Linked DNA regions of Homo sapiens: region 1 is linked to region 2. Evidence: chromatin loops called from intact Hi-C (ENCODE). Cell type or tissue: PC-9. All regions are shown on one strand. Each heading gives the region's core, and the rest is flanking DNA. Links, peaks and the distances in the headings are about the cores only. Region 1 overlaps NGF (nerve growth factor). Region 2 has its middle 80 kb from the start of LINC01765.

What was found. Peaks named below come from ENCODE experiments on the same cell type or tissue, not always from the same donor. Only the 100,000 strongest peaks of a DNase experiment are listed, where the experiment ranks them.
Region 1: it touches region 2 in a loop (11-fold over the local background); 1 of 110 quality-filtered maps calls a loop at or near these places.

What each region holds. Positions count from the first base shown.
Region 1 is chr1:115,299,456-115,304,836 of GRCh38, reverse strand. All of the region lies in intron 1 of NGF (nerve growth factor), which reads left to right. The region is part of intron 1 of NGF-AS1 (NGF antisense RNA 1); the gene reads right to left. Among named protein-coding and RNA genes, the nearest start is that of NGF-AS1, 19 kb to the right of the region's middle. RefSeq lists an enhancer at 3,669-4,868. In PC-9, for the core only: no CTCF peak of the experiment used is centred there; a DNase peak (open chromatin) is centred at 4,476.
Region 2 is chr1:115,176,674-115,182,054 of GRCh38, reverse strand. No RefSeq gene overlaps it. Among named protein-coding and RNA genes, the nearest start is that of LINC01765, 80 kb to the right of the region's middle. RefSeq lists enhancers at 1,596-2,795, 2,572-3,073. In PC-9, for the core only: no CTCF peak of the experiment used is centred there; DNase peaks (open chromatin) are centred at 1,904 and 2,394; H3K4me3 peaks cover 1,321 bases; H3K27ac peaks cover 3,649 bases.

The sequences.
Region 1 (5,381 bases), core at 170-5,169, 120 kb before region 2:
ACAGCTGTCCTGCCACTTCTCCCGCTGGGGTGGAAGGGCCAGGAGACAGCTATGCTCAGGGCCTGGCCTTTAACTCCCAGAACTCCTCTCTTACAAGTGGGAGTCGTTGCTGCCATGGAATTGGACTAGCCAGAGGGGTGCCTCCTTCTGGAGGCTGAGAGGAGAGGTCAGAAAGGGTGTTCCCTTCTTTTGGAGGCCTAAGCACAAAGTCCACTTGTCTTCAGATGTGAAGAAATTGAAAAACTCAACATGGTCTGCAAAAATTGTGCACCTACCTTTAATAGATTGCATCAGGCAAATGGAAGAGCCTGCCTCATTTTGGAGGACGAAGGTACATAATTCCTTACCTGGTTTTAAAAATATGGCCAGGCGCAGTGGCTCACACCTGTAATCCCATCAATTTGGGAGGCCGAGGTGGGCGGATCACCTGAGGTCAGCAGTTCGAGACCAGCCTGGCCAACATGGTGAAACCTCATCTCTACTAAAAATACAAAAAAAAAAAAAAAATTAGCCAAGCATGGTGGTGCGCTCCTGTAATCCCAGCTACTCAGGAGGCTGAGGCAGGAGAATTGCTTGAACCCAGGAGGTGGAGGTTGCAGTGAACTGAGATCATGCCACTGCACTACAGCCTGGGCAAAAACTACATCTCGAAAAAAAAATACTTGTGTGTGTATGTGCACCTATCTATATATAAATGTTCTTGTGACCATTACAGGTATTGCTCTTTTGAGATAATTCTAAGATTTATCAAGGTCTAAACTGAAAAATTTTATAACCAACATTATTGGAAACACAAAGCTGACAAAAGAAAAGAAAAATCTCAGGAGAAAGAAAGGAAAAAAACAGCCCCAGAATGAGTGCTAGAAAATAGTATAATGAAATATATGGGGAATCAGGAATATTGATTTCTAGACCCCACTCTATTCACCACTCAGTTGGAGGTTATATGGACCTACACAATTCATTTAACTACTCCATAAGAGACTAAATGACCTCAAGGCTCAGCTATCTTCTGCCTCTGGTGATTCTACTGATGGCCTATGAGGAGGTCTTGGAGAACATTGGTCAAACTTCCATGACTCCAAAGTTCTTTAACCCTTTGGAAGTGATGGGGATGATGATGATGGTGATGATGGTGGTGATCATGATGATGATGTTAGTAATAGTAATGGCAGTGTTGATGGTGGGGATGGTAATCATGGCAATATGTTGGAAGTGGTAATGCTGGTGGTGGTGGTAGGATGTTGGTGGTGAGGAAGTGTTGGGGAGGATGGTGATGATGATGATGACGGAGGAGGTGGTAGTGGTGATGGTGATGGAGAAAGTAGTGGTGATGGTGATGGAGAAAGTAGTGGTGATGATGGTGATGGAGAAAGTAGTGGTGATGATGGTGTTGGAGGAGGTGATGGTAGTGATGGTAATGGAAGAAGTGGAGGCAGTGGTGGCGGTAGGGGTGGTGGTGGTTGTTGAAGATAATGCTGCCATGCTCTATGGATCTAAATTCTATACTTGACCTATCTAAACGCTGTGATAGATTTCAGAAGTGAGCAGAGAGGGAGAGCACTTAGGTCCTGGGACTTAATGAACACAGGTGCACAGAGAGCATTGGTACTGGTCTCTGCCCATAAACATCACATGTGCCTTTTGAAGTGATTCTTCTGTTTGGGACAGTGCAGGCAAAACATACATGCTCAGGCAGATACACAGTGTTCTACTGGTTGTGAAATTTTTGGTGTTTGTTTGTTGGGGTTTTTTATTTCTTAAATTTTAATTTATTTTTGTTTTTTATTCCTCCAAAGTTTGAAGCCTTATTTTGAGAATACAGGAATCAGGTCTGTGGAAAGAAGGAAAAGTTGAAATAGCTAAAAAGAAAGCAGGGCTGAAAGTGGTGGACACAGATGAGGGGACACAATACAGGGAGATGACAAAGGGGAAAAGCATCCTCACACACACGAGACCAAACTGTGGTTTAGGCAGAGCTTAAAAGTAACTGCCAATGCACAACCACACAGGATAGGTACGTGGCCCTGGGACAAAAGGTGAGAGCTGGAGCCAGGCCTGGTGGCTGCGGCACAGAGGGAGCTGTGGCAGTCAGTCTAGCGCCCACCTTCCCGGGGACAAAAGGCGACACTCTCTAGACCAGACAAGGCAGAAAGAGTCCCTGGAGGGCCTTTGAGGTGCAGCTTCCTTTACAGACAGAGGCCTGCTGCCAGAAACTCGGCTGATTCACAAAGAAAGAAGTGAAATGCTAACAAATGGTTTCCATTATCACCGTGCAGTCTCCACCCTCATTCTGTATGTGTGCTGTGTTTTTTTCTTTCTTTTTTTCATCTTTTCATGGGTTGTAACTAAACAATGAGGTGATTGCCATCCCAGTGGATTGCACAACATAACCAGCGGCTGGGCTGGAGCATAGCCTTCTCCAAGGAAATTCTGGACAAGAAAAATGAACAAGCTGGAAGTAAGGAGGATGTCTGTTTTGCACAACACCTATGTACACTTTTAGTGCTCATAAAGAAGGTGGAACGAGGGTCTTAGATTCTTAGTTCCTCTGTGGCGCACCTGTCAGCCCACCAGTGTGGCACTCTCCTTCTTAAATAAAACACTACATAGCCAAAGTGAAAGGGAGGCTCACCCAGTTATCCAAGAAGGTGAATTGGGACCACTTGTTATTTCCCAGTATAACATGAAATAATGATTTACTTGGGTTGAATAAACTGGCGCAGCTGTGGGAAGAGTCTTCAATTCCTTTCAATAAACATTCATTAAGTGCCTACACTGGGACAGCCCCACGGATAGAAATACTCCTAAGACCTCAAGAAGTTAATCCAGCAGATGCCTAAACTTGTCCCAAATCCCTGGATAACCAAGTATAAATTTGATCATGAGGATACCATCCATGTTGTATTCTCCTTGTGATTCACTTTTTCTGCAAGGCAGCAATTACTTAAGCAAAGATGCTATTAACTTTACAGTGCCTGGCAAGTTTTCGTGATAGCTAAACATTGCAGCACCCTGATGAACACAGCCATAGCTGGAGCAGCTTCCTCCCTCTGACTGCGACATGGCTGAAGAAAATGGATATTTCAAAAACAAACGTTTCAGTTTGTTACTCAGCATCTTTGTTGGCAAATGATTGCAGATAATCGCCCCACAGCTGCAGGCTGAGCGTTCTACAATTGCTCAGTTCCACTGAGCATGTGCATGGCCAGCCATTCCAATCACGACTGGGACACAAAGCGGCGATTTCTTCCTGCCAGAGAGGGCCAGATGGGGGCATGGGATGAACAGGAGGCATCACTTTCTCTTCTGCACCCAGATCTGCCAGTAACTAGCTGCCTGATTCTGGCCAAATGTCTTTAATGATATTAATAAGAATAGCTGATATTTATGTAGCACCAACTAGATGCCAGGCACTGTGCTAAATGCTCATTCAATTTAACCCTCTCAATAATCCAATATGGAGGGTATAACGTTTTGATTTTTGAAAGAAGATGTTGAGGGGCAGAGAGGTTAAGTCTCTTGCTAAAGATTGAGAAGTGCGGTGATTGTGTGGTGATTGAGAAGGAAAAATGTCTGCCCTCATCTCTGGAATTTCTAATTACTCACAATGTTCTGGGTCTCTAGAGACAGATGCTCTCTGTGGGTCTCTCGTTAGCTCCAGAGTAAATTTCCCCAATGCAGACTTTTTATTTTGTTCATGTTGTCATTATCAAATCAACCTTAAAAGAAGAAACACTAAAAGACTGGGAATATTCTGAAATATAATTATATGAGAACCAAGTGACTTTAGAAAGGACAGCAGGTTTTCATCTCTCCTGACCTTTCCTCCTGAGATAATGAAAGAGCTAGATGAAACTCCTTAACATAAGCTCGAAAATCCCTGTCAAATAGCCCTTCATTAGAGTTAACCACCCTGATGGCATTCCAGCATTCCCCATAAGTCATATGTGTTACTGCATAATAGGAGCCCATGTGGGACTAAGATAGTTAAAGCCATGCACAGGAAGTAGCTAAAACAGCACAAAGCCCCCTGACAAACACACTCATGGAAGTAAATTCTTCATTTCCAGCTCTTCGCCTCAGGTTACCTAGGATTTGCATGTGCTGCATGCCTGGGCAAAGCTGGGCTGAGTTATCTCTTTCATGCCTTGAGTCAGATTTTCTGGGTGTGAAGTCAGCAGACAAGCCAGGAAATGTCACTGCAGAAGAGCAAGGGAGCTCAAGACGCGATGGCAGCTGTCACTCCAGAGTGGTGTGGAGTGGGACGGTATCTGATGTGTCCTCAGATTCGGTTTCCCTTGGGATGTGTTTGGTGCTGACTGCTTGTGATCCATGTTTTCTTGGATGCAGGTTGGTAGAGGTGCAGCAATTTTTGCAGTGAAACTGAAGTCCAGCTGCTCAAACAGAAATGGCCTCATCTAATGGACACTTTAATGAGTAAGGGTGGCATTTTACTCGAATCCTTACATTCAAGTCCCATGACTCATCCCTTATCCCTCCTTAATTGAAGGATGGACTGCCTGCCTTTTTTAAAGCACTAGAATCCCCTGTGTCAGTTAAGCCAGTATATTTCCTGGTCTTTTTCAGGGCTATGAATCCTTACCTTGTCTTAATTTCTGAAGTTACATCTGAATCGCATTATAGTCTTATGTGTTGTAACATTTCTTGACCTATTGCTTAGAAAACATACCACACACTGAGAGGAAAAGGCTAGCTCAAGAAGAGCCGAGGACATTCAATCCTATAAAGCAAATAGAATAAAGGGCTTGGATCTGAGTGTTAACATTCACTGGCACCGTTTTGTTTTCTTTCACGTGTTCAATCCTAGGTGGTCATTCAAGGTCTGCAGTAGCCTGGAGACTCCATAGGTGCTGTTATGATTACATGCGAACCTTGACTCCATAGGTGCTGTTATGATTATATGAGAACCTGAGAGTCATTGTTCCCAGTACCGCTGTCTGCTATTAGTCCTAAGTATGGGAACAACGGATCAGCGAAAGGCCAAAAGCATCACTGAAATAGATTTTTGTGTGTGTGGTTTAAGGATTAGCCAGTTGGAACCAAGGAGATGTTTTCTTAGGGTCTCAGAAAAGTTTGAAAAATTATTGGATTGTTTTTGGCACTCAAATGTAGATTATAGATGTATTACTAGTATTACTAAGCTGAGGGGCTATACTACAAGGACTATTATTTAGCCCTACATTCTTGCAAAAATATTCTGCCCTCAACTCTGTAACAGAAGGCTGCTGTGTGTTTAGATGTCTTATCTTCCACCACATTAATGTTGTTGTAATTACCCACACTTTGAAAACCTCCCTGGGGTGTGGGCCGTCATACAGCTCATGAATTCCTCCAGTCAGGTGAACATGCAGATTGTG
Region 2 (5,381 bases), core at 119-5,118:
GTACACAAATACGTGTGTACCAAAGCGATGACTGTGAGGTTTACCTGAAGTTAAAGTCTTTACCCTTCTCGGGCAACAACTGGCAGCCAAATCTCCTCAGCTTCCTAAAGATAAAGCTATCTTTTCCAGGAGGCATCCAGACCATCTTACGTGGGAGGCCCCTTCATATACCTTTTCTTGAGTGATCCCCAATGTTCCCATATTACAGGTAGGGAAGTCAAGATTTGGAGCTAAGTATCTTTTCCAAGGTCTCACTACTATTAAAGCGGTGGAGCCAGGACTCAACCTAGGAGCTATCTGACTTTAGGAACTAAATCTTTCCATAACATCACACCTCATCACAGCATAGTCCAAAGGGAATCAAGCATGTTCACAGGAGGAGACACTTTGAAGCCAGTGGAAGAAAGCTAAGGACTCATTTTGCAAGGCCTCTCACAAAGAAAAAATGTACTTTACAAGAATGCTGACATATCTATTCTGCCAAATACAGGTTCTTGTGGGGTGGAGGGGAACTAACTGACAGTTATCAATGCCAAAAGAGAGAGAAAGGCCATCTGCAGATGAATACAATGCTTGCTCTGCCCGCCAAACTTACAGTTAAACTTTCCACTCTTAGATGCCATTGTTAGAAAGTAATTCTTACGCTGCGGATTCTTCATAAGACTACACAAATAAAGGACGGGGGAGGATGGGTCCCAAGGGCCTAGAATGGAATAATGAGATAGGTTACTTGGAGAGGAGGGCCAGAGGATGGGGAAGGAGTAGCCCATCTGTGTGGACTTGTAAGATGAAAGCTTTGTTGTATTTTATCCCAAATTTATAGACTCTCAAGCTGCCTGTAATCCTGTTCAGAGTACTGAGAGGTGATGTCAGAGAAAGAGCACTGGGTAGAACAGGGACCTGTGTTCCAGTCTCGGTCTTGCCACCATTTCAGGAAAGTCACAGAAGCTCCTCTATCTCTCATTTTCTTTGCCTATTACCTGAGGAAATTGGATTAAATGAGCTCTGAGACCCCTCCAGCTCAAAAGCATGTGATCATAATTCTAGCACCCTTCTCTCATCACATTCTTGGAATAGGCAGCAGAGGTGGGGCTCATCTAAAAGAGTAGCCCACTAAACCAGGACCATGAGGAGATATTATTAAAGGGCTTGGAGCCTGATGAGAAATCATATCTATATCACAGCCTTGCCGCAATCCATCCTTCAGTCCATCACAAGCCCTGGTCACTCGGCCCCCACAATACTGAGTTCTCTACTTTTATTGAATCTGCACCCACACACTGTTATCTAGATCTTGTCCCTTCCTTCTGCTGCCAGCCTGTACCTGCTGTGCTCCGATGAGGTTTGGGGTCTTGGAAAGTCAAAAGATGAAGAACCCCTGATCTCAAAATGAGGATGCTCCCAAGAGGGCAGAGAACTCACCCTAGGGTTGGAACAATATGTACAAGTCATTAAGAGCAGCAGGTTTTAGGGTGAAACAGAACTGCCTCTTAAAAGCTTAAAAGCTGTGGGATCTTAGGCAACTTTTCTGAGCCTAAGTTTCCTGACCTGTAAAGTAATAATGATGTTAATACAATCTGATATTAAATATCTGATGAAACTCTATCTCACAGAGCTACTATGATCATCAAATTGCACATAAAACACAGGCTCACTAAATGGGGTGACTGTTGTCCCAGGGTGAGTCCATGGACAATCTCCAGGAGTCTTGGTGCAGGGCTGGGTGCCTCTGCATGTGTGTGAAACTCAGTACAAACACGCAAGCGGCCCTTTAGCTATCAAAACACTCCCACATTACTACCCACGTAGTGGAAGGAAGCAGACTTACTCTCTTCAGGCAGCAGGAAAAATGAAGCAGGTACGTAGGAGAAGATCCGGCTGCTCAGGCCAGACCAGGAAACTAGGGAGCCGACCAGTCACCACCAGGAAGTGTGGACTGGGTGAGAGATGGGGGTCCAAAGAGGTGTCTCTTTCCTGATTGAACCAACTTCCACATAAAGTGTGTCAGAAACAGTCACCAAGAGGCAATTGCAGCTCCTGCAGGGCAGGGATCATTTCTGGTGCATTGCAGTGTCCTCAGTGCCCAGCATGGAGCCGAGGCATTGTAGACACCAACCAAAAATGTGTGTAGTGGATACACAACTAGAACGGAGAGGCTGCTGGAACAGAAATCCCAGTGAGTAAGCCAAGTGTGTGCTGAGAACATTAATATGGCTGGCTCGGCCTTCAGACCAGGGGTGTCCTAGAGGTTGGGATGACCTGGAGATCTAAAGATAACCCTCTGAAAAACCAGACCAAAGAGAGGGTCAGTCTGTGAGTCACCTGTCCCTCAAACCCAGGCCTGCGGAGGGAGCTAAGGAATTTATAACTGAGTCAGCGGTTATCTACGTGGCTGCATTCTGAGTCACCGCCTGGCCCCAGTGGGCCTGCTCTCCTGGGTGAGGGCTGTGGAGTGCGCTCGTGGGTGTCTTTATCTACACCGCACACTCAGTGGACTCCACCAAATGCAGTGACTCAGGGCTCCCCTCACGTTTCACTATGGTCTGTCACCACACTGTCCTGTCACGCTGCCCTGGCTCACTGCTTGCTGCCTTGCCCACAGAGGTGAAGCCCAGCCTGCCCCTGGTGTGTCAGGCCAAGAGCTCTGCTTCCTAGCCAGGCCTGTCAGCTATCAGCAACCGCACTTCCACCTCACCAGGAGCACCCAGGTGAGATGGGGCTCAGGACCAAGGCTGAGCAGTGCGCCCCACCCCAAGCCCTACCACAGGTCTTCCTCATGAAGCCTCTCTCCTCTGGCTTCTTTTCCCCTCACTGCCACCATGTTTTTGTCAACTCACAGGGGATAACTGCAAAAAAGGCAGTTCCCTCCCTACCTTTTGCAATTTATTATTAGAAAACTCTTGAAGGCCCCAAAGCCTTCCCAATTCTCCTCCCCCAATCCCATAAAATAATTCCTAGTAAATTGTTATTCACCTCTGAAATTGTTCCTTACATTATTACCAGATCAACTTTCCTCAGACGTAGCTCACTGCTCAAAAACCCCCATCTCATACTGAATTCAGTCCCTGTAAATGTCTTCAGGACCCCTAGAAATGTCTTGTCCCTGACACTGGACACTTTGTTGCCAGCTGAACGTAGGGTGGGAGGGACAAGCTTCCGGAAGCCATGTCTGTACAAAGTGGCCCTGGCCACAGCTCAGTGGTCCAGGGCTGAACCCCTGACCTGACCCAGGACAGCCTGAATCTCACCTGGGAAAACACTGAATAGAGGCTCAGCAATTCCAGTCTCGGTGTGGACCAAAGCCTTCAACAAGTAAGACATAAAAACTGTGGAGTTGTGGGAGCCATTTTTCCCTTGACATGACCAGGAAAGCTCAGAAGGCAAATCACAGTGAGGGAGGAAAGAAGCTGACATGTGCAGTGAAGTGGATACGGAAGAAAAAATATCCCCCAGTCCCTTACAGTCCCCAGGGACCTGTGCTACCCCAAAAGAACTTTCCCCAATTTTAATATATAGACATATAGGGCAGTAGATGAGATAGGTAAATGTCCACTTACAATAGAACATTTAATTAGAAAAATATTTGAAATCACACAGTATATAAAATGATATATTTTAAAATGTTATTTTCCACACCCACAGTTCATGAAACAGTTGTATTCAAACTTCTCATATTCATTTCCAATACCAGTGTCCTGACCTCCCTGAAGCCACCTTCTGAGTTATCAGACTTTGTTTTCTAGAGCATTTCAACTTCTTCCATGTATGTTTTTCAAGATCATACATAAGCCTGTCACTGGAAATTTTATCCCAAGCCACAGAAGGAGAAAAGGAAGGAAGGAAGGAAGGAAGGAGAAAAGCAATTCACAATTTATAACATCAGAACTGTTATATACATACTTTTTTCCTTTTTTTGTTTGTTTGCTTTCTTAGAGACAGGGTCTCACTCTGTCACCCAGGCTGGAGTGCAGTTGAGCGATCATAGCTCACTGCAGCCTTGAACCCCTGAGTGCAAGTGATCCCCCTGCCTGAGTAGCTGGGACTACAGGCATGCCCCACCATGCTCAGCTAATTTTTTTTTAAAGGCAGGGTCCGTAACTGGTCTTTAACTCCTAGCCTCAAACAATCCTTCCAAAATTCTGGGATTACAGGCATGAGCTACCATACCTGGCCTTGTTTTCTCATAGGTAGGTATTTATGATCTAAGAATGATCTTCAAAGGGCTTATTTACCATTACATCCATCACTTGCAAGTGAGAAGCCTCATTTCCAGTAATAATTACTGTCCTTTTTTTATCCCATAGATTCTATCTAAAAATCTCTAAAGCCCCTCAAATGGGCATTGAGATTGTTTCAGGCTGGGCCTTACCCAAACACTACCTTATTGTTCAAAATAACCTAATTGAGAGTGTTCCCCATTATATTCCAGCCTTTGTGCAGTCTCAAATATAAGGTTTCTTCCTCGGAATCGTTTGGATAAATTCTCACTTATGTTCAGGCATATACATTACTTTGTTCCATTTAAGCTTTATCAGCACCCTTGAGATATATATTACTATCTTTATTTTATAGATGGGGTAACCAAGGTTCTCAGGGTATGAGCCTGCCCAAGGCCACACAGTGCACAGTGGAGCTGGTTTTGGAAGCCAGGATGTGGACTCTAAAGCTCATACACCATCTATTCTAGCTGGCAGGTGAAGGTGGGCTCTATATATAAGTGGGGGGCCTTTACTTGCACCTCTAAACCACCCCACCTGGGCAATCACGCACTAACTTTACAGATAGTCATGAGCACATCCTTCCTGTCATGAAGAAAGAAGCTTGCTAACAAAACTCATAGGCTGCCTTGAAAACAAGCTAAACTATTTAACCTAATTTCACTGAGCACCTACTATGAACAAGGGATTCTGCTTCATTAGGATTTCCAAAATCAGATAGGCATGACCCACATGTGAAGAATAAGTTTGACGTATCAGAAAAACTGGAAACCTGAGCCTCAGGAAGGAGATAGGGTAAGATAAAGGTGGAGAGTGAAGAGAATATGCAGCAGCTTGATCCAAAGATCTGGCACCACGACTTTTTGTAGGAAAGACATATTAACACACCAGTTGGATTTAACTCTACCTGGGAACCATAATGGTGGTTCATATTTTTTTCTTTAGTTGGAATTTAGAAATTTCTAAAAATAATTAATTGCCTCAGAGCATGGGTGACCCAAAACTGCTTTACAAATAAGCTTCCAGCCAGGGTGAGAGGGCCCCTGGAAGAATCTGTGGTGTCATGGTGTCTCTCTCTCTCTCTCTCTCTCTCTCTCTTTCTCTCCCTCTAATTTTTGGTTCCTAGATGTAGAATCCTAGAAGGAAGGCAAGTGGAGGGAAGCA